Regions from separate parts of the Homo sapiens genome. Here region 1 is linked to region 2. The links are chromatin loops, found by intact Hi-C in ENCODE. Cell type or tissue: ovary. All regions are shown on one strand. Links, peaks and the distances in the headings refer to the core of each region. The heading gives the core; the rest is flanking DNA.

Region 1 (16,468 bases), core at 4,509-12,508, 100 kb after region 2:
ACATAGAAAATAGAGATGGGGGTCTCACCATGTTGCCCAGGTTGGTCTCAAACTTCTGAACTCAAGCAGTCCTTCCACACTCAAGCAGTCCTTCCACCTTGGCCTCCCAAAGTTCTGGGATTATAGGTGTGAGCCACTGTGCCTGGCCAAAATAAGTAACTTTTAATGGATCTCCATCAGATGTCAGCAAGTACTGACAGATGGGTCTCATTATTAATACGCTTCATCCAGGACCTTATCTGTCTTCATAGCCATTCTGTGAAGTGAGTGGGAGGAAACTGAGGAATGGAGGAGGGCAGTGAGTCTCTGACCTGATAGGTGATGCGTGCTGTGGGGTTGCGGGGAAGAGGTGTCAAGCCCACCTCTTGATTCCAGTCAGTATTTTCCACTGAATTACAGCCTTACAAATGAAAATATTATAGTATGCCATTTCTTAAATGTCCTGCCAAAGCTAAATAATCTTTTAAAAGTGAAAATGTAAAGGAAATTTATAATGAGGGCCTGGGAAGAATGGTCACCATGGAAGTACCTAAGGGAAAAGGACTTGAACTTCTCTTCCTGCCACTGCTGGTGTGGAGCTCTGGGCAGGCGATGTTCCTCCAGAGCTTGACCAGCAGAGGAGCCGCCGCTCCCTTCAACCGGCTGGGCTGTGGGGAACCCGGGCTCAGTTGGAACAGTGGGGCAGAGGCAAAGCTTCCTATTGCAGCCCCCCACCACCCCCCACCCATACACACTTTGCATTGTGTGTGTTTGGGGGGAAAGTGCTATTTTGAAAGCATCCTGCCCAGACACAAGTAGTATATCACTATACTTTCAGTTAAAACAAATGTAAAAATTTTGGAAAAAGCAGTGCACTGCAAGAACCAACGGGATGGTTCAGTAAGGGAGCTTATTTCTAGGTGGCATCTCCTTTTGCTGTTACAAATGGGCTCTTGTCCCTCCATCTCCCCTGGCATCCTATCTGTTCTAACTGATTTATGCTGGAGCACAGGCTGATTTTGGTACATTTAATTTAAAGGCAGTCACCTAAGAGGCAAGCAGGCAGTGCGTGAAGACAGCTGCAGAGCTCCAGGCTGAGTGGCGGAAGCAAATCAGTCAGAATTCTCAGAAACAGACTCAGTAATGGAAGAACTTAGAACAATCACAAGTGGTATTCCTATTTGGGAGAAAAATAATTGTTCAATAAATGTGTTGAAACAGCTAATACTTTTGAAGGAAAACACACTAAAACTCTATTGCAACAGCATGTAGTCATATTGCGTATTTCTCATGGACTGAAGAATTAACTATTAAACGAACATGAAAGACCCAGAGAGCAAACATCAGTATTTGATCTTGAGATGGAAGAGGCCTTTAGAAGGTGCATAAGCCAGTGCCGAAATGATAGCTTTGACTGCATGCAAATTTAACTTAGAAGTTTACACAAAATTAAAAAGCAAGGAACACACTCTGAAAAGCATTTGTACCTTTTGGCAAAACGCTTCTCTCTTTAAATCTGAGAACACCTGCTGAGGCTATTAGAGTTGTCCCCATTGGACAGATGAAGAAGCAGGGCCTCCAGCAGTTTATCCAGGGTCACCAAGTATGATGGTGGAGCTAAGCTTTGAACCCAGACAACCTGACTCCGGGGCTCTTAACTACCACATGGCATTGCCTCCATCAATAGGAGAAGTAGGAATACTTTGTTAGAAGAAAGAGCTGGCTACATAGGCAATTCACAGAGGAAGAAACACAAACGCCTAATATGTGAAACTTTGGTCCTCACTAGTAGTTAGAAGTGCAAAATAAACCGAGATGGGATGGCTGGAAAAGCCTCCTTCATGGATGACTGTTCCTTCTGCTTGGTGGGTGGATTCGTTTCTTGTTGGACTGTGACCTGCACATTTCGTGACTTTCTAATGAAGTGGATCCCCTCACCTTGGCATTGAGTCTCTTGAGGGATAAAGGGCAGCGATTGACTGGGAGAAATCCAGAGTCTGGATAATCAGACTCCATTATCCATTAAGAGCATCATCACCCATGTTGGCATATTAAAGGCTCTGAGAAGTCCCACAGTTAATAAAAAAAGAACTGAACCTGTTATCCCAACTCACGTTCAAGGAATGTGCTTTGGGAAACATTGTTTTCCTGGGAAGGATCATAACCTACACACTAAGTGGCCTGGATTCTACACCCTTTTTTGACAATGGCCCTAAGTGTGATATTAGCCAAACCTTTTATTTTCATAAGTGTTTGGTAAAATGGGGTAGAAGGAAACATAGCTTTTTTGGAATTATTTATCTATTTGTGCAAATAGAGAACTGCTTCAGGAAACTTCCTGCTGCTTCAATAGGAGGGACAAAGGTAGATGAAAAGGAAGCACTATGTCCATTAAGAAGGTGCCTTGGCAAATCTTACTGGAAGTCAGGAGACCTGGGCTGTGGCTTTGAGTCTGCCACTAATTTGCTTTGGGAATTGCAGGTCTTTGGGTCTCGGGCCCCCACTCTGCGAAGTGCAGGCCTGATGGTCTCTCAGTCTCTCAGAACTGGAGGTCTGTTGCCTAGAACTAAAAGAACATCACCATGGATACCCTTCTGTTGATGTCACCACTTTCAGGCTCCCCTTTTGCTGGCAGAAGAGACCTCAGTTTCTCTCAGGCCTATGAGCTGCCCCATCTGGTAAATAGGTGGAGAGAACAGAGCCGGCAGGGGCCTCCAGCAGATACTCCAGCCCACAGTCTTTGTCCCTGGGTGGCTCACTAGAGCCAGAAGAGAAGGCTCACTAGGACTTGAATCCTGGCCTGGTCACCTTCCAGCTTTGAGACCTTGGACAAGGCACTTCATCTCCCACAGTTTCCGAAAGCCGAATTCATGAGACGGTTGTGAGGATTTGGGGTGCGTGTAAACTGCAGATGTGAGTGGAAGACAGGCACTTAATTGATGCTGGCTGTTGCCTTTACTGCCTTTGTTGGCTTCCTAGGGCCGATTGGCTCACTCCTGGGTTCCACCAGCCTAGAGGCTGTGCCCTGATGCCCTGGGCAGCCTTTTGGGCTGAGTTTTCACAGGTGAACCAAGTCCCAGCCTTGGCTCCCACAGTGGGGCATTTTATAACCCAGTGCACGTTTGCAAGGACTTGGCTTATTTAACTGAGGAAGGAGATTAAGAGGCCCTCCATTGAGGCCTTGTAGATAGTCATGAGAACTTGTCAAGGTAAGGATCCCTGAATGGGAAGCTGAAAATGCCACGGCCCCCCACCCAAAGGCGAGTCATGGAGGTCAGAAGGTGAGCCTCCAGACTTTGGCTGGCTGGTTTCCATTCTGCAGAGATAAGGGTCATCTGACACCAGCTGCACAGTCCGCCCTGGTGAGGGTCTCTCCCCCTCCTCTTCCTGATTGCTTGCTAGGCACTTTTCTTCCTGCTTCTGCTCCCTGAATGAGGAGCTGACCCCGGTTATCATTGGGAAAGTCTTCGGAAGCCCTGGGAGAGAAAGCTAGACAAGAGCGTGGCTGGATGGTCTAAGGCGGCAGGAAGGAGTCTTAGGTTGATCTCAGTGTCCAAGGACAAGCCAGCCTTGCAGCCTCCCAGGTCATCAGACCCCTCAATCCTCAGCCTTCCAGAGGTGCCAGGTCACCTGTGAAACCTGGGTCCTCAGGATCCTTTCTGTCGGTTTCCCAGCTTCCTTGCCATTTACCCTCTTCCTTATCAGCACTGCTCACCTCTTGCTCCTCTTTCCTCTGAATCTCTTGTCCCCTTCTTGAACCTACATCTCTAGTCTCCCCCCAGGTACCCTTTTCCCCAGCTTGAGAGCCCCCCAGTCTATGTGTGAGGGTCCTACACAACCTCCCAGTGATGGGCCTCTGTTCTGTATCTCTGGGCCTCTCCTGGGACTGCTTTCTGGTGGGGAGGCTATTTTAGCAGCTCACCTGCTGCTACCTATTCATGACCCTGATGCAGAAAATGCTTGTGAGGTGCCACTAGCCAAGAAGCAGACCAAGGCTGGAAGTGGAGTCCTCATTTGTTTTGCAGACTTCCTTGGAAACAGATTGGCCATTTAGTGCCCCCTACCACACCTTTATATGCCAGGCCAGAGAAGCCTGTTTTGGTGTATTTGGGAATTCAAATTCTACAAAATTCTTGGTTAGGTGTTTCTAGGCTGTTAGTCTGAGGATGCCTGAAATGCTTGGTTAGGAGCATTGAAGTTGATAGTGGAGTGCCTTGAAATCGAAAGGCACAATCCTGTTCAGCTCTTGTCTTTACCACGTCTTAGCTGTGTGACCACTGAGCCTCAGTTTCCTCATCTGTGAGATGGGCATGACACTAACTTCAAGAATGAGAGATGGGGGGTGTAAAGCTTCTAGCATAGTACCTGGCTTGTAGTAGCTGTCTGCATGGAGTTCTGAGGTCATGTCAAACTTGCGCAAAATACTCTGCTGTTCTCCCGGGTTTTAAGAGATGACTATCGTGTGCCAGGTACTGTTCCAGACCCTTTGCTTATTTAAACTGCACACCACAAGGTTGATCTTTTATGCCCATTTTACAGATGAGGAAACCAAGTGAGGTTTCATGAGTTGGTCCAAGCCTCACAGCTAATTAGTAAGGAGCAGAGTTGGGATCTACCCGTCTGCAAAGCCTGTCTTCTCCGTCACGCTGTTTGTGCCCAAAGCTGCCCCAGGAGTAGCTTTCTCCTTGTCACTGCAGGTCACCAGAGGATGGCTGACTCTGAATGCAGCTGTCTTCACAATTCTTAGCACCGGCAAGAAGTTACTCAGTCTCCGTAGTGGGTAGCTTCCCCCTTCCCACGTTGAAAGGGCGTTCTGTTCTGGCCTCCTGTGGTTAAAGGTGCACTGCTGATGGAGACGGAAGCATCCGTGGTAACAAGCACAAGACCCCAACATCCCAGCTGCCAGCTGCCAAGCAGTAGTGCCGGGGGGAGGGGTGCGTTGGGTTCCAGTGCACCCAGAGGCTTTGCATTGCTTACATAAAGAAGCTTCAGAGCTTTAGAAGGGATGCGTGGGGGAGGAATAGTCCCGCCCTCCTCCTTTTTTGGGTCATTGGCCCTCACTGGGCCGGACACTTCTTATTCACTAATCAGACGGTTTGCGGTTGCCCTTTGCCACATCTGTGGCTGCCTTCCTGGGCCTGTCGAGCTCACAATTAAGGTTCATTAGAGACCCTGTCAGTCATAGCACGCACAGAGCCTGCCTGAGAGAGGCCTTGCCAAGGGGCTGGCCAGCCCCATGCCCCCACCAAAATGAGTCCCTTTGCAAATGACTGCCAACCAAATTCTAGAGGCTTTGTGTACAGGAGAGGGGGTGTGAGCAGCGCTTGTGAAGCTCCAGACTCTCGGGTCCTAATGGGCCCATTGCCTTTTATGTAATTGAAACCTTCAGGCGAGCTCTCGAATTGATGTTCCAGATGGTGGCGGCGGGAGTGCTGTCAGATGGACGCTTTGGAGGGATCATCTGACAGCCGGCCCCTCCGAAAAGAGATTTGGAGCCAAATGCAGAAGAGATTTAATGATCGTTAATCTCCCTCTCCCTCTTTCTGGAATATATTGGGACTCTTAATTACTATTGACTGGAAGCTAAAACAACACTCCTAGTTCAGAACAAAACTCTTCAGGAGATTTGCCCCAGGCTGAAAGGATTATCCTTCATACAAGGGGATTTTTTTTTTTTTTTTTTTTTTTTGCCTCTTTCTAGCTATGTGTTGAACATCAGTTGGGAGTAGAGGAGATATGTACATCAGGTGTTTTAAAGAGGCTTAATACTTCTTCGCCCGCATTGTTTTCCTGTCTCATTGACCTTCCTAGTCCCAAACGCTGCCTGTAGGGGCAGCCAAATCTCCACGTTTTATCTAACGCACTGAAAGCACTGCTGTGTGCTGTAACTGTACTCTTAGCACTGGAGGGCCCTCTGGCTTCCGAGCACCTGCGGGATGCCATGATGCTCACCTCTATCCCCAGACCCTAACACAGTGCCTGGCCACATGTCGATATGGCCACAAATAAATATGAGATAATGAACCAAAAACCCTGCTATCCCCAAATTCTGAGGGGAGTCCACATTAGACATTCTAGGCTGTGTGATCTGAGACCCAGAGATGAGAAGGGACGGATGCCTCTTGGAGCTGAGCTATGACTCAGGAGACCTCAGCCCCTGGGACTCAAGGGCTGGTGGTCCCGGCAGGTGGCAGTATATGGACAGAGTCTTTAAGGTCACGGAGTCATGAGTTAGCTGGGGCTGGGAGCATGCATCCTGAATATCTAGGTGACCCTCGGTAAGCTACCAGACTCCAGGCCTCAGTTTCCTCATCTGTGTAATGGAGAGAATTCTGGATTTGCCTCACTCTAAAAGAGGACAATTGTGAATATTAAAGGAAGTCATGTAGGGAAAATACTTGGTGCAAATCATCCAAAGAAGGTGGTGGAATCCCTGACAGGAGCGGCTGGAATCCACTGCTTTCCCATGATTGCTGAGCTGTCCTTTTAAGGAGGAGGGTGCGTGCCCCTTGTCAAAAGCAGCCTGCGTTTCCCTGTTTGGCCAGATAGGTGGGTGAATGCTGCTTGATCGGGCTCTGAAATGTCCTGCCTTCTTCCAGGTGGGAGAGGGACTGTGAGGTGAGCTCAGATCTTGCAATGACAAGCGAGCATTTTTCCCATTACCTCTTTTTTTTTTTTTTTTTTTTTAACATGGAGTTTTGCTCTGTCACCCAGGCTGGAGTACAGTGGCGTGATCTCGTCTCACTGCAGCCTCCACCTCCCGAGTTCAAGTGATTCTCCAGCCTCAGCGTCTGGAATAGCTGGAACTACTGGCCTGTACCACCGTGCCTGGCTAAGTTTTGTATTTTTAGTAGAGATGCGGTTTTACCAATTTGGCCAGGCTGGTTTCAAACTCCTGACCTCAAGTGATCTGCCTGCCTCGGCCTCCCAAAGTGCTGAGATTACAGGCATGAGCCACTGCGCCCAGCCATATTTTTTTTTTTTTTTTTTTTTTTTTTGAGATGGAGTCTCAGTCTGTCTCCCAGGCTGGAGTGCAGTTGTACGATCTTGGCTCACTGCAACTTCTGCCTGCCCAATTCAAGCGATTCTCCTGCTTCAGCCTCCCGAGTAGCTGGGACTACAGGTGTGTACCACTATAGCCAGCTAATTTTTGTATATTTAGTAGAGACGAGATTTCACCATGTTGGCCAGGCTAGTCTCAAACTCCCGACCTCAAGTGATGCCACCGTGCCCGGCCTACTACTGTTACCTCTTGTACTTCAACCTCTTGAGTCTTGATGCTGCAGGCGTTAAGTAGGGCATGTGACAGGGAGGAACTGCGGCTGGAGTCCAGGAGGGAGGCAGGCAGAAGGGGCACTGGGTGCAGCTCAGGCTGCTGAAGGCCAGTGGAGATGTAGTTCCACCTGCCCAAAGCGGGGTCACTTTTTTACAGAGTGCCATCCACCTTATCCAGCCTGTTGGGTGAAGGTATGTCCCAATCCTCATTTTAGAGCAGTTCAATGAATGTTTATTGCTACTGCTCCTCCCTGCATTACTGGAGTGTTATAATAGCCTGTAGACAGGCCTTCCTGCCTGTCATCCCCTGCCTGCTCTGCATACAGAGTAGTCTTGCCAAAATGCACTTCGGATAATGTCCCTTAATGACTCCACATTGTCGGGATCAAGCCCGGAGAACACATCTAGGTGGAAGAGCTCTTGATCTGGCCCTGCCCCTTCCTCCTGTCTCCTTGTCTTGCACACTCCCAGGCCTGTGCCCTGTCTTGTTGCATCTTTGTACATGCCGTTTCCTTGACTGGGACACATGTCCACACCAACTCTGCTCCCTCTAACTGCTCATCTTCCCATCTCCGCTGGAGCCTCACTTCCCTCACCCTGCCCCCCAGCATGCCCCTTGCTTCTCCTGTCTCTTGGACTTGCTCCATCCTAGGAGCTTTGGCTCTTGGAGGGCAGGGATCTTTTCTTTTGTTCACCTTTGTATCCCCACTGTCAAGCCTGAAGCGGACATTCAGTGAGTGCATGCCTACTTGAGCCCCCATGAATGCAAGGCCCTGCCTAAGCTGAAGCACCAGGGTCAGAGTGACAACAGAATAGTTGTGTCTTTAAAGAGCTCATAGCCACGGTGGGAGCCAGATAACCCAGGATGGATAGAATGCAAGGCTTCTTTTTTTTTGTTTTGTTTTAGAGATGGAGTTTTGTTCTTGTTGCCCAGGCTGGAGTGTGATGGCACAATCTTGGCTCACTGCAACCTCTGCCTCCCTGGTTCAAGCAATTCTCCTGCCTCAGCCTCCCAAGTAGCTGGGATTACAGGTGCCTGCCACCACCCCCAGCTAATTTTTTGTATTTTTAGTAGAGATGGAGTTTCACCATGTTGGCCATGCTGGTCTCGAACTCCTGACCTCAGGTGATCTACCCGCCTCGGCCTTCCAAAGTGCTGGGATTACAGAGGTGAGCCACCGCTCCCAGCCAGAATGCAAGGCTTCTGATGTGAGGAACATGGGCACTGCAGAGCACCACAGAGGACACCGTGGCCCACCCTTGGCAGGCAAATCCCAGGGAAAGCTTAGAGTGGGCAGAGCCTGAGATACAGCTGGTGGGTGGTGGGAAGGTACTAGCTGGGCAGGGACTGAGCAGGAGCAGCTGGGTTTCTGCCTGATTAGATAGAGCGTGTGAATTGGTGTCTAGTGAGCTTTGAGTTTTGATTCAGGCCACATGGGTCCCTTACCAGAAAGCAGGTGATGGGCGCACACTCTGGTTTTGCTGAGGATCAGCTGTTAGCTCCCACTCAGACTTTCTAGATGGGTAAGGGACAGAGATCAGCAGGTTCCCTGCAATTTTAAGATCGTAACTGAGAAATGTGCCCTTGTAAGCCTGTTGATCCAAGAGCCTGCCTGCCTCTAGAAAAGCCCACATCAGTCCTTTCCTAGGAGGCAGTGGCCTTGTTGCCTCTGTTGAGACAAAGTTCTTTATTGACCTCACAGGGAGCTGGGACTTTCTGAATCAGACCATTCAGGTGTTCTCTCAGTTCCTGTTGATTCCTTCGCAGCCCTGGTGGGAACAGCTGCTGCTCTTGAGGGAACCTAAAGTAAACTCCTGGCTTGCCATTTTCCTGAACTCGTAGATTTTGGCAGAGGAGAAGGGTGGAGAGTCCAGGCCTTTGTTCCTGATCCTGTCACCCTTATGAGTTAAGATTTGGCAACCCTTCTCATAACTGCTGGGGGCATAGGGTATCCTCAAAAGTAGAGTTAAATTACTGGTTTAAAGAGTCTGTGCTCCAAACTCCAGTGAACTTCATGATACAGAAAGCAAAGAATTGAAGGGTATTAGCTGTTTGGGGAAAACCACTGCTCCCACCACCTGGAAGCCAAATAAGCAGATGTCCCCTCTGGGTGGAGCAGGGGGCCAACATCACTTTCTTATGTTATTATAGGTCGTCAGCCTATGTGTAGGCCATTTCAGTCTCATTGGAAATACCTGGAAAAATGCCTGGACTTGGAAAAATGCAAACAAAAAACACAGCACGTAGCTCTAAAGGGGTTGTTTAGTCCTCCCCTGAATTCTGTTTCTGCCTTAAAACACCAGAAGAGCTTTGGCTGTGTGCCATCTGCAGGAAGCACCCTAGGAAGGAGAGGATCCACCCTGGCTTCTCCCAGGCTAGGTGGTCCTTCGTTTTTCACCTTTTTAAAAGGCTCACCTGAGGCTGCTGAAAAGGTGGCAAAAGACAGGACTGCATGCTTCATTCCCAGCAAGAGTGTCAGGCAAAATTCGAACTCCTTGATCACCCATTGGTTTCCACATTCTTTCCATTCCGGAGACCAAGGGGAGATTTGCCGATGCTGATGCTCCCTGGGCTTTGCAAAGCTTTCCCTAATTAAAGTCCTCCCGGCTGTGTGCATAGCTCTTCTGCTGCAAATCTTTGCCCTTTTGTGTTTGTGTTTAAAATTCCATCTTTCCAAAATGTTTGCCCACTCAGCAAGTCTCCTTGAAAGCCCTCACTTTTGTTTGGGGGAAGTTTTTTTTTTTTCCTTTTTGGTTTTTATTCTGCCTATGTGTAGGAAATTTAAGTCTCTTAGGAATTGCTTGTGAAAATGCTCTCTGGTCTTTTTTTAAACCATGATGAGTGTCTCTCACCATGGCATTGGAAGCTGGCAAGGGATGCCCCTGGTGTCCGTGCTGTTAGCTGCCACTTGAGCTTTTAGATGGAGCTACTGGAGTATCATTTTGGTTCCATTCTAAGGAAAATGAACAAAAGAGCTTTTCCCTCCTGTTCAATGTGCAACAGTGCTACAAGGTGAGAGAAGTATGTTAGCGAGGAATCTGAACCAGGTCAGGATCGGGGCAAGGTGGTAGGAGGCTGAGCTCTCCAGTGGTGAAAAAGATGGCTCTTGTCACCTAGAGCCAGGAGGCATAATTCAAGTGAAGTGCATATAGGCCCGTTCCTTGGCCTTGTCCTCATAGGATTTTTTTTCCTACAAGATCTATCCAGGTCCTTCATTTGGGGAACCTTATGGACTCCTGTTGTTGTTGGAAGCCGGAGAACAGTGTTTGGAGAGCTTCCATTGAGGATGGTCTGAAGACTCTCACTTTAAGTTAGATCCTGCCCTCTGGTTGATGAGAAATGTGAGACGTAAAAGTGAATTGGAGAGAGATCCCACTTCCCCACGTGCCAGAAAAGGCAGACAACAACTCCCTCCTCAGAGCTGTTAGAAAGCCAACATCTCGCGGTTGGCAGGCACTGGCCCTGGATGAGGAATTCCTGGGTCGCCCCCCTTAGAACATGTCTGGTTTTGGAAACAGGTTAAAAATACTTGAGGAGGGCATGGCACGCTCAGTCTGCTTCCCTGATGTTTGAAATAGGCCAGGAATGTGGGCCGGGAAGCCCAGAGGAGCCTGCGTGTCCCGCAGGGTTTTGTAGTTGGAGCCTGGGGTTTCTCCTCTCCATCATCACCCCCTTTAACTGCCAGTGACCACATGCCAGATTCATGAAGGGCACACTGAAATTGACGAAGACCTGTGCCATGGGTAGCGGGAAAAACTGGGCTCCCTTTAGTAAGCAGGATGGTGTTGAGGTCTCGGAGGCAGGCAAGGGGTGGGCTCGGAATCTCTCCTGGAAGAGAAAAGAGAAGGGAATTTGGATTCTGTATACAAATATAGAAATTCCCTAAGAGTTTAAATTTGAACATGGCATTCAGGGGAGAAGATTATGGGTTCCAAGCCTTTTCCTTCTTCCCCTTCTTGTGAATAACTCACTCAGCTGCTTGCATCTGTGTCCTAAGGCTGTGAACCGAAGAGCTGGGCAGTCCACAGTTGGTTTGAGCCTCAGAGTACCTTGCTTAGTAAAGGTTTGTTTTAGGAGGGATGACACAAACTTTTGAGTAACTCTCAAGTCTTGAACTATGAAACTTCGTAGGATGTCAACACTAAAATGAACCTTACCGATTATCTCATCTAGTGGTTTTCAAACATTTGGAAAATTGGTACAGCCCTTTTTTTAAGCAAAATCTTAGAACTTGAATAAACCAGGTAGAAGGTGGTAGGCCCAGACTTCCTCTCCCACTCTTGACACCCTGAGCTCCTCCCTCTGTACTCACAGCCCTCAAAGTGCTCCTCTCTCAGAGAACCATCCATTGCAGAGACCAGGGAGCTGTGGCCCATGCCCCATGTAGCACCGTTTCATGGCAGAACCAGCTCTGACTTCCAGGCCAGTGGCAAGTCCCTGCAGTACCTTGGTTTATTTTGATGTAGGAAAAGCTCTGGGTAGTAAGAGTGAAGAGTCAAACAGCTACGACTGAGAGTGAGGAGAAAGACAACACTGCCCATGGTTCCTGACACCCAGGGTCACTTTTTACCAACCTAACTCTGGGTCACATGACGTACTCGTATTCTGAAACTGTTGGTTTCCTGGATGTCTACCTGTGATGTCTTGGATCCATGTGGTTCTCTCTGCCTAAAATATCCTCTCTTGATTCACCTTCTTAACAACAGCTTTCTGGAGATATAATTCACATAACATAACATTTACACTTTTAAAGTGTACGGTCCAATGGTTTTTAGCACACGCAAGAGTTGTGCAGCTAGCTGGGCATGGTGGCTCATGCCTGTAATCCCAGCACTTCGGGAGGGCAAGACAGGCGGATCACTTGAGTCCAGGAGTTCAAGACCAGCCTGACCAACATGGTGAAACCCTGTCTCTACTAAAAAATAAAAAAATTAGCCAAGCATGGTGGCAAGCACCTGTAGTCCCAGCTACTCGGGAGGCTGAGGCAGGAGACTTGCTTGAACCTGGGAGGCGGAGGTTGCGGTACTCGAGATCGCTCCATTGCACTGCAGCCTGGGTGACAAAAAAAAAAAAAAAGAGTTGTGCAGCTATCAGCATTCGGCATCCCACGCTGTCTGCCTTTGACAGACAGAGATGCTCTCTGTCTGCACCTTAGTCCTTGGGCTGCTTTGCGACCTGCCCTAACTGCCAGCCCTGCCTCACTTTCTGTAACTCAGCTCAGATGTGGCCCCCTGGAGATGTCCCCTCCAGTCTCCCCTGCTTGGTCGTTTCTATGGGTGACTCAGTGAAATTACAGCAAAACCTGATGAGACATCCCTCCAGTGGAAGGAATCCAGTGTGAAACATTGTGGCCAGACAGCCTGGGTGACTTTTGTGCTGAGAACAGCGAAGCAACCCGACTTGTTGAGTCTGCCTTAGCACCCGCTCCCCCACTCAGACACGTAAACATGGCACAAACACTCCCACTTGAAGGGAAACAGAAGTATTACTGGAATCATGGTAGGTCATGGAGGTTTAGAAGCTTGTGATCGTGAGGATTTTTGGAGAATCTGTTGGAGGAAGCCAGACCTCCGCCCTCTGACTCAGTGGCTCCGTGCTCTGAGCTGGTCAGCCTCTGCTGTGGCTTCAAAGGTCATTCGCCTCCCAAGGGGCTATCAGGACCCCTGGGGCGAGGAGTACAGGGCTCAGCACCTCGCCTGGCTCATCGGGAGACTGAGCAGGTGTGGCAGGATGACTGTGGCTCACCTCCGTGTGTGGGCCCTGGAGGTCACGGAGTTCCTCATCATGGAGCAGATCCTCTCGGACTTGAGGGTGTTTCACAGGCTTTCAGATTCTAAAGTATCCCCTGCGTTGCCATTGCCCATGGTTGCCTGGCCGTGTGACTCCTTATTGTCACTTTCTGCCTCAGGTGTCTCGTTTCTGCTAAACAGAACATGTGAGATTTCCCTGGCATCCCCACCAGTGTCGACGTGCAGATGAATATCAACCCACAGACCCCGATGCTGTTGGTCTGTCCCTCTGGGCGATCATGAGCCCCCCAGATCAGTGGTAAAGAACAGCCCTTCCTATGCTGCCCCATCTGGCTCCTCCCGCATTCGGGTGGCGCGCGCCCTCAGGCTTCCCCCTGCATTCTTATTTTGTAACTTCCATGGTAGCCCATTCATAGTTTTCACCCTAAACTCTAGGTTTAGACGTGGACATTTGGCACACATGTGGTTTATAAAGCCTGAGGCCAGGCCTAACCCTTAGTATCCAGTGATGATGAAATGGATGCATTTCCCATTTCCCTCCCTGAAATTAGGTCTTGATGCTGTACCCTAGTAGGTGGCTGGTATGAGAGGTTCCGTTCGCGTTGACCTTGTGTGAAAAACCAATCTTGCCAAGTACTTCTCTCTGCCACCATCCAGCTGGTGACTCTTTCAGCTGAATTATTTTGCCTGCTAGGTTACTCACCAGGTGTCATTCTAGAGTCCGCACGGCCTTAGGGTGGGATCGCATGGCTTTCATTGAATTACCTGCTGTGTGACCATAGCCAAGTTGCTTAACCTACCTGTGCCTCTTTTTTTCACCTGTAAACAGTAATGTGGGATAATAACACCCCTGCCTTCTGCAGGGTTGCTGTGATGATAAAATGAGGATGTGTGTTACATGCCTTTTAAATGGTAAGACCTAAACATCTTTGCTGTTATTCCAATCATAACTTTGATAGTTCAGTAAGTCCTCACTTAATGTTGTCCATAGGTTCTTGGGAATTATGACCTACAGCAGGCCCTTGAATAATGTTTCATTAAAATGTTGACGAGAACAAAAATTTGGTTTCACTATGTATCTTTTCACTTAAACGAGAGGACAGAGATCCTCTGTGAAATTACAGTGTCTTTGGAGAAAAATCAACTTATATATGAGTTATGTTTGTGTATTTTTACCTGGTCTTTTCCCAAAAAGATTTCAGGTGACAGAAGAATACAAGCCAATACGATAATCTTTTTTTTTTTAATTTTTTGAGACAGAGTCCTCTCTGTCACCCAGGCTGGAGTGTAGTGGCGCCATCTCGGCTCACTGCACCCTCCGCCTCCCAGGTTCAAGCGATTCTCCTCCCTTAGTCTCCTGAGTAGCTGGGATTACAGGTGCTCGCCACAGTGCCTAATTTCTTTTTTTTTTTTTTTTTGTATTTTTATTAGAGGTGGGGTTTCACCGTGTTGGTCAGGCTGGTCTCGAACTCCTGGCCTCAAGTGATCCTCCTGCCTCGGCCTCCCAAAGTGCTGGGATTACAGGCATGAGCCACTGCGTCTGGCCAATAATCCTTAATAAAAATGTGGACTGAGAAAGCTGGACCGAGGACTGAGGACCGTCCGGGAAGAGAACAGCAGCTACCCCGTGCTTGCCTTCATGCTGGGAAGGCTGCGGGTCTGGCTTTAGGAGGAGCCTGTGTAGGGTACGAGGGGCAGCGGCAGCTCCACAGCAGGCGGCAGCCCACGCCCAGTGGGTGCACACCTTCATCCAACTCAGGGCTGGCAGTCAGGAAGATGAAATGCCATCCACGTCAAGTTTCGGTCTGTCTCCCACTCACCGAAGAATAGTCCCTCCTTTAAGGGAGGTGCTGAAGAGTGCTGAGAACTTGCTTCCCACCAAGGCAGGCTTGGGCTTCAAAAGATCAGAACCTGACCCAAGTGGCCCTAGTTTTCCACCATCCCACACCATCCCACCAACGCTTCAGAAGTCCTGCCAGCATCAAGCCGGGCATGAGGCCGTCCAGACAGCTCATCACTGCCCTGGGGAGACACATGCATGTCACAAACCTGTGAGGCTCAAGACCGCATCCTGCACAGGGTGCAGGAGTAGAGGCGGGGCAACGGCCTCTGCCGTCGCGGCTTTGGGAGGTTGCAGTGGAAGAGGCAGGCGTGGCCGAATCAGACCCTGAAGGATGACTTAGGTGGAACACGGGGAAGAAAGGTGGTCTGGATAGACATGCAGGATGCTGGGTGTGGGGCAAGCCTGAGTCAGGGGAGCCTCCCTGTGCTCCTTAGCCTGAGGCCATCGCCTGGCTGTAGGCGGCAGCTTCTCCTGCCGGCTGGCTGGCCGGCTGCAGGCAGTTCTCAGCACTAAGTCCAAGATGACTTCCATTCTGGTGACTCGAAGGTGGTTTTGTATGTTGTGCTTCATCTCTCAGGGACGAGTCCTTAATTAAAAGCAGCCGGGAGCTTAGAGAGACCCTGGCTTCTCTGCACACAGGTGATGGGTTGTGTGCCTGGCCAGGAAATGGTTCATTTAATTAGGCTCCGAGGGCCTGGTTCATCCCCTTCAGGGAAGCTTAAGGTTACATGTGGACAACAGGAGCCTTGTGTGTGCCTGTGGTTGACCCAAATGTAGTGATTTTCATTTCTCCTTTCCATTTGTCTTCTTTGTTCTGCCCCTTCCTGACCCTTTCTTTAGGAAACCGTTGTGGCCCCTTCCAGGCTGTGAGATTCCAGAGGGCAAAGCTTTGGGGTTTGGAGTATGAATGGCTGAAAGCGAGCCCAGGAGGCCTGCTTTTGTTTATTATTTATCTCTGGATGGTCAGGGCACCTGTCTGAGAAAAGAAAGAGATGGAGGGGACTTACCGTTTCCTGAAAAAGCTCTTTGTTGTTAATGGCATGTGGAAGACTCATTTCTAAGTAGAATAAATCATTTGTTGGTCAAAAATGGCTTCCTAATGTTGGCCCTCTCGGCCAGCCTCAGTTGTATTAAACCCTAGGTAACCAACCACAACCCCCGCCTTGAGTCATGTGCCTCATATGAGCAGGTACAGATGCTGCTGCACCCTCGAAGGGGTTACGTGACGAAAAATCCACTGGAAGTAGAAAATGCTTTTAATCCCCCTAACCTGCCAAGCGTCGTGGCTTAGGCTGGCTGACCCTAAATGTGCTCAGAACACACCTACAGTTTGGTGAAAGCACCTGGCGCGCGGTGGCTGTAGAGTGTCATCGCTCACCTTTTTGATCACAGGGCTTGTGGGGAGCTGTGGGAGCTGCTGTCTCCCTGCGTCATGAGGGAGGATCAGACCGTGCATCGCTAGCCCAGGAAAAGATCAAAATTCAAACTACAGCTTCTACTGAATACTATCGCAGAATCAAAAAAATCTTAAGTCAGAAACATCTGTGTTACTCCGCCAGATGTGCTGTATGTACCATTATCTCAAATCTATGTTGCGTGGCTTGCTCACTTTTTTTGTTT
Region 2 (8,000 bases), core at 1-8,000:
ATGAGTTTTGAGGGCAGATAGACCGGGTTTAAATCTCAGCATTCATTACTTAGTAGCCACATGACCTCTGACAAGATCATTCATTTTCTTTCCCTCCCTCCCTCCCTCTCTTTCTCTCTTTCTTTCTTTCTTTTTTCTCTCGTACTGTCGCCCAGGCTGGAGTCCAGTGATACGATCTCGGCTCACTGCAATCTTCACTTCCCAGGTTCAAGCGATTCTCCTGCCTCAGCCTCCTGAGTAATTGGGACTACAGGCACGTGCCACCATGCCCAACTGATTTTTGTATTTTTAGTAGAGATGGGGTTTCACTATGTTGGCAGGCTTGTGTGGAACTCCTGACCTCAAGTGATCCACCCGCTTCAGCCTCCCAAAGTGCTGGGATTACAGGCATAAGCCACCATGCCCGGCCCACAAGATCATTCATTTTCCAGAGCCTCAACTTTTTCATCTATAAAATAGGAATAATACTACCTGCCTTTCCTGGTTGTTATCAGAGCTGGACATTTATAAATTGCCTCTCACACTACCCAGCACCATGGAAATATTTAATGAATTACAGCTAACGCTATTATAGTTTTCGTTTTGTTTGTTTTCTTTAGACATGCTGTCACCCAGGCTGGAGTGCAGTAGTGCCATCACTGCTAAGTGCAGCCTCAAACTCCTGGACTCAAGCAATCCTCCTGCCTCAACCTCCCCAATGGCTGGGACTGTAGGCATGCCACCATGCCCAGCTAATTTTAAAATTTTTATTTTGTATGGATGGTGTCTCACTATGTTGCCCAGGTTGGTCTTGAACTCCTAGTGTCAGAGGCATTTGAACCAGAGCAACTCAATCTTGAATAGGGGCTGGGTAAAATAACTGAGACCTCCTGGGCTGCGTTCCCAGGTTAGGCATTCTTAGTCACAGGATGAGATAGGAGGCCGGCACAAGATACAGGTCACAAAGACCTTGCTGATAAAACAGGATGTGGTAAAGAAGCCGGCCAAAACCCACCAAAACCAAAATGATGATGAAAGTGACCTCTTGTTGACCTCACTGCTCATGATATGCTAATTAGAATGCATTAGCATGCTAAAAGACACTCCCACCAGCTCCATGACAGTTTACAAATGCCGTGGCAATGTTCTGAAGTTATCCTTTATGGTCTAAAACGGGAAGGAACGCTCAATTCCTGGAAATCCCCATCCCTTTCCCAGAAAACTCATGAATAATCCACCCCTTGTTTAGCGTATAGTCAAGAAATAACTATAAGTACATTCAGGTGGGCAGCACATACCATTGCTCTGCCTATGGAGTAGCCATTCTTTTTTTTTTTTTTTTTTTTTTTTTTTTTTTGAGACAGAGTCTCGCTCTGTCGCCCAGGCCGGACTGCGGACTGCAGTGGCGCAATCTCGGCTCACTGCAAGCTCCGCTTCCCGGGTTCACGCCATTCTCCTGCCTCAGCCTCCCGAGTAGCTGGGACTACAGGCGCCCGCCACCGCGCCCGGCTAATTTTTTGTATTTTTAGTAGAGACGGGGTTTCACCTTGTTAGCCAGGATGGTCTCGATCTCCTGACCTCATGATCCACCCGCCTCGGCCTCCCAAAGTGCTGGGATTACAGGCGTGAGCCACCGCGCCCGGCCAACCATTCTTTTATTCTTTTACTTTCTTAATAAAGTTGCTTTCACTTCACTCTATGGACTTGCCCTGAATTCTTTATTGCACAAGATCCAAGAACCCTCTCTTGGGGTCTGGATTGGGACCCCTTTCCAGTAACACTGGCCTCAAGTGATCCTCCTGCCTCAGCCTCCCAAAGTGTTGGGATTATACGTGTGAGCCACCGCACCTGGCCTACTTTTTAAAAAAATCATAATCATTTTTGGCCAGGCGCAGTGGCTCATGCCTGTAATCCTAGCACTTTGGGAGGCTGAGGCGGGCAGATCATGAGGTCAGGAGATCAAGATCATCCTGGGTAACACGGTGAAACCCATCTCTACTAAAAAAAATACAAAAAAATTAGCCGGGCATGGTGGCGGGCACCGGTAGTCCCAGCTACTCGGGAGGCTGAGGCAGGAGAATGGCGTGAACCCGGGAGGCGGAGCTTGCAGTGAGCCGAGATTGGCCACTGCACTCCAGCCTGGGTGACAGAGCGAGACTCTGTCTCCAAAAAAAAAAAAAAAAAAAAAAAAAAACCATAATCATTTTTAGGAAGTTCAATTTCAAGGACCTCTCTGTTTCAAGAAGATTTCCCGATCTGTTTATGCTAACAGGTCTCATAGCCCATCTCTTCTGATTGGATCAGAATCCCCGACAGCTTAGAGGCTGGCAGGCTGAGGGTCCCCAAGGCATGAGAGAAGAGGGGGCTGTGGGGAACTTGGAGGAAGCATCACAGGAAGCTGCAGGTGGGCGGGAGGGGGATTCGTCCTGCTCCTACTAACCAAATGCACAGTCTTCCCCTCAAGCTTGCTTCTCCTCTGAGCTCTTTTGTGCCCTTGGTGATGGGTGGGGTAGACTGAGAATGGAGAACAACACAATGGTGGGAGAGGATGGGGTGGTGGAGTCGGGGGTTGGAAGAATCAGGAGGCACCCTTGTGTTTTCCCTCCAGAGGTGGCACCCCTGGGGTGGTAGATAAGGCATTGTGTTTGGAATTCAGCCCCATGGGTGTATGTAGCTGGGGTTCTAGTCCCTCCTGAGCTACCCTCGGCAAATTAGTATACCCCCGTTAGTCCTGTTTTCTGTGTCAGTTAAATGGCCAAGCTAATAATAAAGTCCACACAGAATTGGGACGCTCAAATAATAAACAATAGCACTGTCCCCAGGCATGGAGCAAATACTGCTTGCCAGGTTCTGGGCTGAGTAATTCCCACCCATTACTTCATCCGATCCTCACAACAGGCCCCAAAGGTAGGTGTTATTGTTTCTATTTTACAAGAAGGAACCCAGGACTCAAGAGAGGCGAAGGCTCCTTCCCATGCACCTCCCTCCTTTGTAATCTGGAAAGTCCTGGGTAGTTGTAATTTGTAGTTATGAATTTCTGGAGTTCTCAGCTCATTCCCTGGAGATTTGTGCTAGAAAGTTCTAGAAGATTGCAGAGTTTATTAAATAAATTGATTTGACAGGTATTTGTTGAACACTTTGCTATGGTCTGAATGTTTTTGTGTCCCTAATATTCATATGTAAAATCTTCACTTCCAAGGTATTAGGAGGTGGGCATTTGGGGAAGTGATCAGGGCATGAGAGTGGTGACCTCAGGATTGGGATCAGTGTGCTTATGAAAGAGACCATAGGGCACTAGCCAGCCCCTTCCACCATGTGGGGACACAGTGAGAAGGCACCACCTGTGAACCAGGAATAGGGCGTTCACCAGACACCAAATCTGCTGGCGCCATGATCTTGGACTTGCCAGCCTCCAGAACGGTGAGAAGTAAATTTCTGCTGTTTATAAAATGCTCAGTCCATGGTAGTTTGTTATAACAGCCCAAATAGACCAACACACCTGCTGGATGCTAGAAGTGGTTCTAGGTGCTTGGGATTCAGCAATGAACATCATAAAGCACCCTCAAAGAGGATACATTTTTGCATGCAAAGACTGAAAGATCAGCAACAAAGAAATATAAAATAAGACAAGGTAAGTGGGGAGTGCAATTTTTTGTCCAATGGTCAGAGAAGTAGGTTGTGCTCACCACTGTGACAAGATGGAAGCTGTGCTCACCACTTGCATTACAGTGTACAAGAATGTAATCTCCATAAGGACAGGGCCCTGGAATCTTGTTTCCCTTACAGCTCCAGTCCCTAGCACAAATTCTGGTTTCTAGTAGGTGCTCAATAAATATTTGTTGAATGAATGAACAAATAGCCTCAGTCTCAGATCTGCCGGAGAAATGTCCATTTTAGGGTAGGCATGGGATTTTGAATTCACCTCCTATGAGCTGACATTTATGGAGAAACTTGCGTGCCCCAGGCACTGTGCCAGCCTCCATGGCTGAGTACAGCCCTTCCCTTGAGCATCTTCATTGGAGAAGATAGCGGCGCTTGCAATTTAGTGGTCTAGAAGAGAAGGCAGCAAAGAGAATAAAGGAAGAACAGGAGTTAAGTGCAAAGAGGAAGCGTTTCAGGGTCAGCAAAGAATTCGGCAAGTGTATTGCCTGACATCTTTTTCTTGATGCAAAAAATAGCTAGTTCTGCTTTTTGGACTGGGGCTCGCTGAGTCAGGGGTTCAAAGAGAATAGCATGAGGATAGGAGCAGTAAATGTCATCTGCAGCAGATGGTGATGCCCCAGAGACAGACCGTGGCCTTGAAGATGCTTCCCTCCACCGACTCTGGCCCAAGAATCAAGGTCAAGGGCAGGCAACCGAGCTCAGCAACCTGGGGTCCCGATCCCAGCCTCTCAACTGGGCCAACCCTACCCAAGAACATCACCGTTGTTCCACCCGCTTGGACTCCACACCAGGCTCAGTGGAGTCTCAGAGTCCATGGGTGTGAGAAGAATAATTCCAGCATCTGTTATTAACCATCATTTCCATTGTTTTGGCTTCACTTTCTCTTTGGCCCTGAGAACACTGGGTCAGTGCTTCTTTGAGCACAAAACGACTGATTTGCCAGGTCTTTGTTCAGCCTCACAAAAGAAGGGGATGATTATTACAAGAACAGATTTTGCATTCCATATTTACCCCAGATGACACTGCCTTGATCCCTAAAATAACTCCAGATCGCCTGGGTGGAACTTGCTTGTTCCTTTTCATCTTGCTATTTTGCAATTGTTTATGGAGAACATCACCATAGTGATATTATCAGAGCAGGGCAGAATGAAACTCCAAACTCTGGGTTGTTATTGGTTTTTCCTTTGTACCTCGGAACATGACTTTTTCACCTCAAACCTTCTCTATTATTTCTTATAAGCATTACAGTTCTCAGTTCCAACTCAGCCAGCATCACTTTCTGACTCATCCCCAGCAGTTAAAACCACAGAGGTGGTCCACACTGGGATGAGGGATGGAAGTGCTTGGGTTGAGTTTCCAAATTGGAAACTATTTACCAGAAATCCTCTTTCCTTCAGATAAGACTGGGGTCAAAGTACTAGAGTGTTGAAAGAGGCACTAAATAAACTAAGAATCTAAAGGACCTTCAGTGTTTGGGCCAAGGAACATGGTGATAGAGTTCAACAAATAAACACAGCTGGCGTAGGGTGAGCCTTTAGCAAACACTTATCTTCTTGATTTTGTTTTTTTTTTTTTTTTTTTTTGCTCATAATTGTCAACTTGGCCCAAAGCCTTTATTATAGCATTCTCATACACTGCTGCCAGTGGTGTGTATTTGTACAACTTTTTAATGAAATTTGGCAATGAATAGCAAAAGTCTTGACAATGTAGCTCTTCCTTAGATGCAAAATTCTACTTGTGAGTGCTAAAAAAATAATTAGGGATATGAGCAGAAGGATACATACAAAGATGTTTATTGCTATTGATGGTGAAAAACTGGAAACAACCAAACTGTACAACATTAGGGGGTTACTTAAAAAAAATCAAAATACAGGACTGGCGCAGTGGCTCATGCCTATAATCCCAGCACTTTGGGAGGCTGAGGTGGGAGGAGCACTTGAACCTAGCAGTTTGAGACCAGCTTAGGCAACACAGTGGGACGCTGTCTCTACAAACAATTTTTAAAAAGTAAAACAACAAAAAAAATCATGACCCCCACTCCATGCAATGGATACTGAGCCACTATTAAAAATTATGCCGGTTGGGCGCGGTGGCTCATGCCTGTAATCCCAGCACTTTTGGAGGCCAAGGCTGGCAGATCACTTGAGATCAGGAGTTCGAGACTAGCCTGGCCAACATGGTGAAACTCTGTCTCTACTAAAAATACAAAAATTAGCCAGGTACAGGGGTGGGCATCTGTAATCCCAGCTACTTGGGGGGCTGCGGCAGGGGAATCGCTTGAACCCAGGAGGTAGAGGTTGCAATGAGCCGAAATCACACCACTGCACTCCAGCCTGGGTGATAAAGCGAGACTCCATCTCAAGAAAAAAAAAGACCAGGCGCGGTGGCTCATGCCTGCAATCCCAGCACTTTGGGAGGCCGAGGTGGGCAGATCGCAAGGTCAGGAGTTCGAGACCAGCCTGGCCAATATGGTGAAACCCCGTCTCTACTAAAAATACAAAAATTAGCCCGGCATGGTGATGGGCGCCTGTAGTCCTAGCTACTTGGGAGGCTGAGGCAGGATAATTGCTTGGACCTGGGAGGTGGAGGTTGCAGTGAGCCGAGATGGCACCACTGCACTCCAACCTGGTGACAATAAAAAAGATTAGAAGGATAAATTCAAAAAGATGAAAGTATTTCTTGGGAATTTTCTTTTCTGGTGCTTTTGTTTATAATTTTTCTACAATGGGCATGCATTTCTTTTCTTTTTTTTTTTTGAAACGGAATCTTGCTCTATCACCTAGGCTGGAGTGCAGTGGTGAGATCTTGGCTCACTGCAACCTCTGCCTCCTGGGTTCAAGCGATTTTCCCATCTCAGCCTCCTGAGTAGCTGGGATTACAGGTGCACGCCACCACACCTGGCTAATTTTTGTATTTTTAGTAGAGATAGGGTTTCCCCATGTTGGCCAAGCTGGTCTTGATCTCCTGACCTCAGGTGATCACCTGCCTGCCCCAGCCTCCCAAAGTACTGAGATTACAGGCATGAGCCACCGTGCCCGGCATTGTTTTTTTTTTTTTTTTTTTTTTTTTTTTTTTTTTGAGAACGAGTTTCCCTCTGTTGCCCAGGCTGGAGCACAGGGCATGATCTCAGCTCACTACAACCTCTGCCTCCTGGCTTCAAGCAATTCTCTGCCTCTGCCTCCTGAGTAGTTGGGACTACAGGCATGTGCCACCATGCCTGGCTAATTTTTGTATTTTTAGTAGAGATGGAGTTTCACCATGTTGACAAGGCTGGTCTCGAACTCCTGGCCTCAAGTAATCCACTACTTTGGCCTCCCAAAGTGCTGGGATTACAGGCATAAGCCACCACACCTGGCCACTACAATGAGCATGTATTTCTGTAGTCAGATGTTTAAAACGCTATTTTTTCAGAAAAATAATAAGCTGCCAAGCTTTTTTTTTTCCCCCATAAAGAAAGAGCTTAACAGACACAAGGCTGACCACGCCATGTGGGAGATGGAGTTAGCACTCAAATCATCTCCTCCAAAGTTCCTAGGTTAGGAGTTTTTCAAAGGCAGTTTGGGGAAAGAGGGGGGAGGTCAGGTAACTGGGGCTTGCTGCTGATTGATTGGGGCGGATGAAATCATAGGGAGTCTAAACTGCCCTCCTGTGAGCTGAATTCCTTCTGGGTGGGGCCACAGGAGTGGGGTTGGGAGGTCCAGGTGGAGCCATGGGGGTCAGACATGCAAAACCCCACAGATCAGGAACCCTATACAGGGACTGGGTAGACAAGGTATAAGGCCAGCTTTCCTGAGGAGTTTTATTGGCCCTATAAGTCAACTTTGGTTTCTTAGAACAGTCTGTTTGTATCTGAAAGCATGCCATTCTAGTCAAAACCTTGATAAAATAACCAGTGTCTTCAATTGCATCAGTTCCACAGGCTTAACAGGAAGCATGACTAGGAGGCCTCAGGAAACTTACAATCATAGCGGAAGGTGAAGGGGAAGCAAGCACGTCTTACCATGGTGGAGCACGAGAGACAGTGTGTCATGCCTTTTAAAATAATCTTGGCCGGGAGCAGTGGCTCATACCAGTAATCCCAGCACTTTGGGAGGCCAAGATGGGCGGATCATTTGAGGTCAGGAGTTTGAGACCAACCTGGCCAACATGGCGAAACCTTGTCTGTACTAAAAATACAAAAATCAGCCAGGCATGGTGGCACAAGCCTGTAGTCCTAGGTACTCAGGAGGCTGAGGCATGAGAATCACTTGAACCCGGGAGGTAGAGGTTGCAGGGAGCTGAGATCGCACCTTTGCATTCCAGCCCAGGCCAACAACAGTGAGACTCTGTCTCAAAAAAAAAAAAAAAAAAGGCCCAGC

The links. Hi-C counts contacts between places; a loop is a spot of excess contacts. Peaks named below come from ENCODE experiments on the same cell type or tissue, not always from the same donor. Only the 100,000 strongest peaks of a DNase experiment are listed, where the experiment ranks them.
Region 1: it touches region 2 in a loop (3-fold over the local background); 5 of 110 quality-filtered maps call a loop at or near these places.

Annotation. Positions count from the first base shown.
Region 1 is chr1:19,394,742-19,411,209 of GRCh38, reverse strand. The region is part of intron 2 of CAPZB (capping actin protein of muscle Z-line subunit beta); the gene reads left to right. It overlaps LOC124903868 (a long non-coding RNA gene), which reads right to left and starts at 2,520. Exons shown (of 4, transcript XR_007065524.1): 1 at 2,398-2,520; 2 at 1,027-1,156; 3 at 29-142. RefSeq lists enhancers at 7,994-8,671, 9,350-10,029. In ovary, for the core only: no CTCF peak of the experiment used is centred there; no DNase peak of the experiment used is centred there; H3K27ac peaks cover 4,788 bases.
Region 2 is chr1:19,502,084-19,510,083 of GRCh38, reverse strand. All of the region lies in intron 1 of LOC105376819 (a long non-coding RNA gene), which reads right to left. LOC105376818 (a long non-coding RNA gene) reads left to right here. Exons shown (of 3, transcript XR_947018.1): 3 at 156-194. Among named protein-coding and RNA genes, the nearest start is that of CAPZB, 21 kb to the right of the region's middle. In ovary, for the core only: no CTCF peak of the experiment used is centred there; DNase peaks (open chromatin) are centred at 928, 4,353, 4,943 and 5,119; H3K27ac peaks cover 4,291 bases.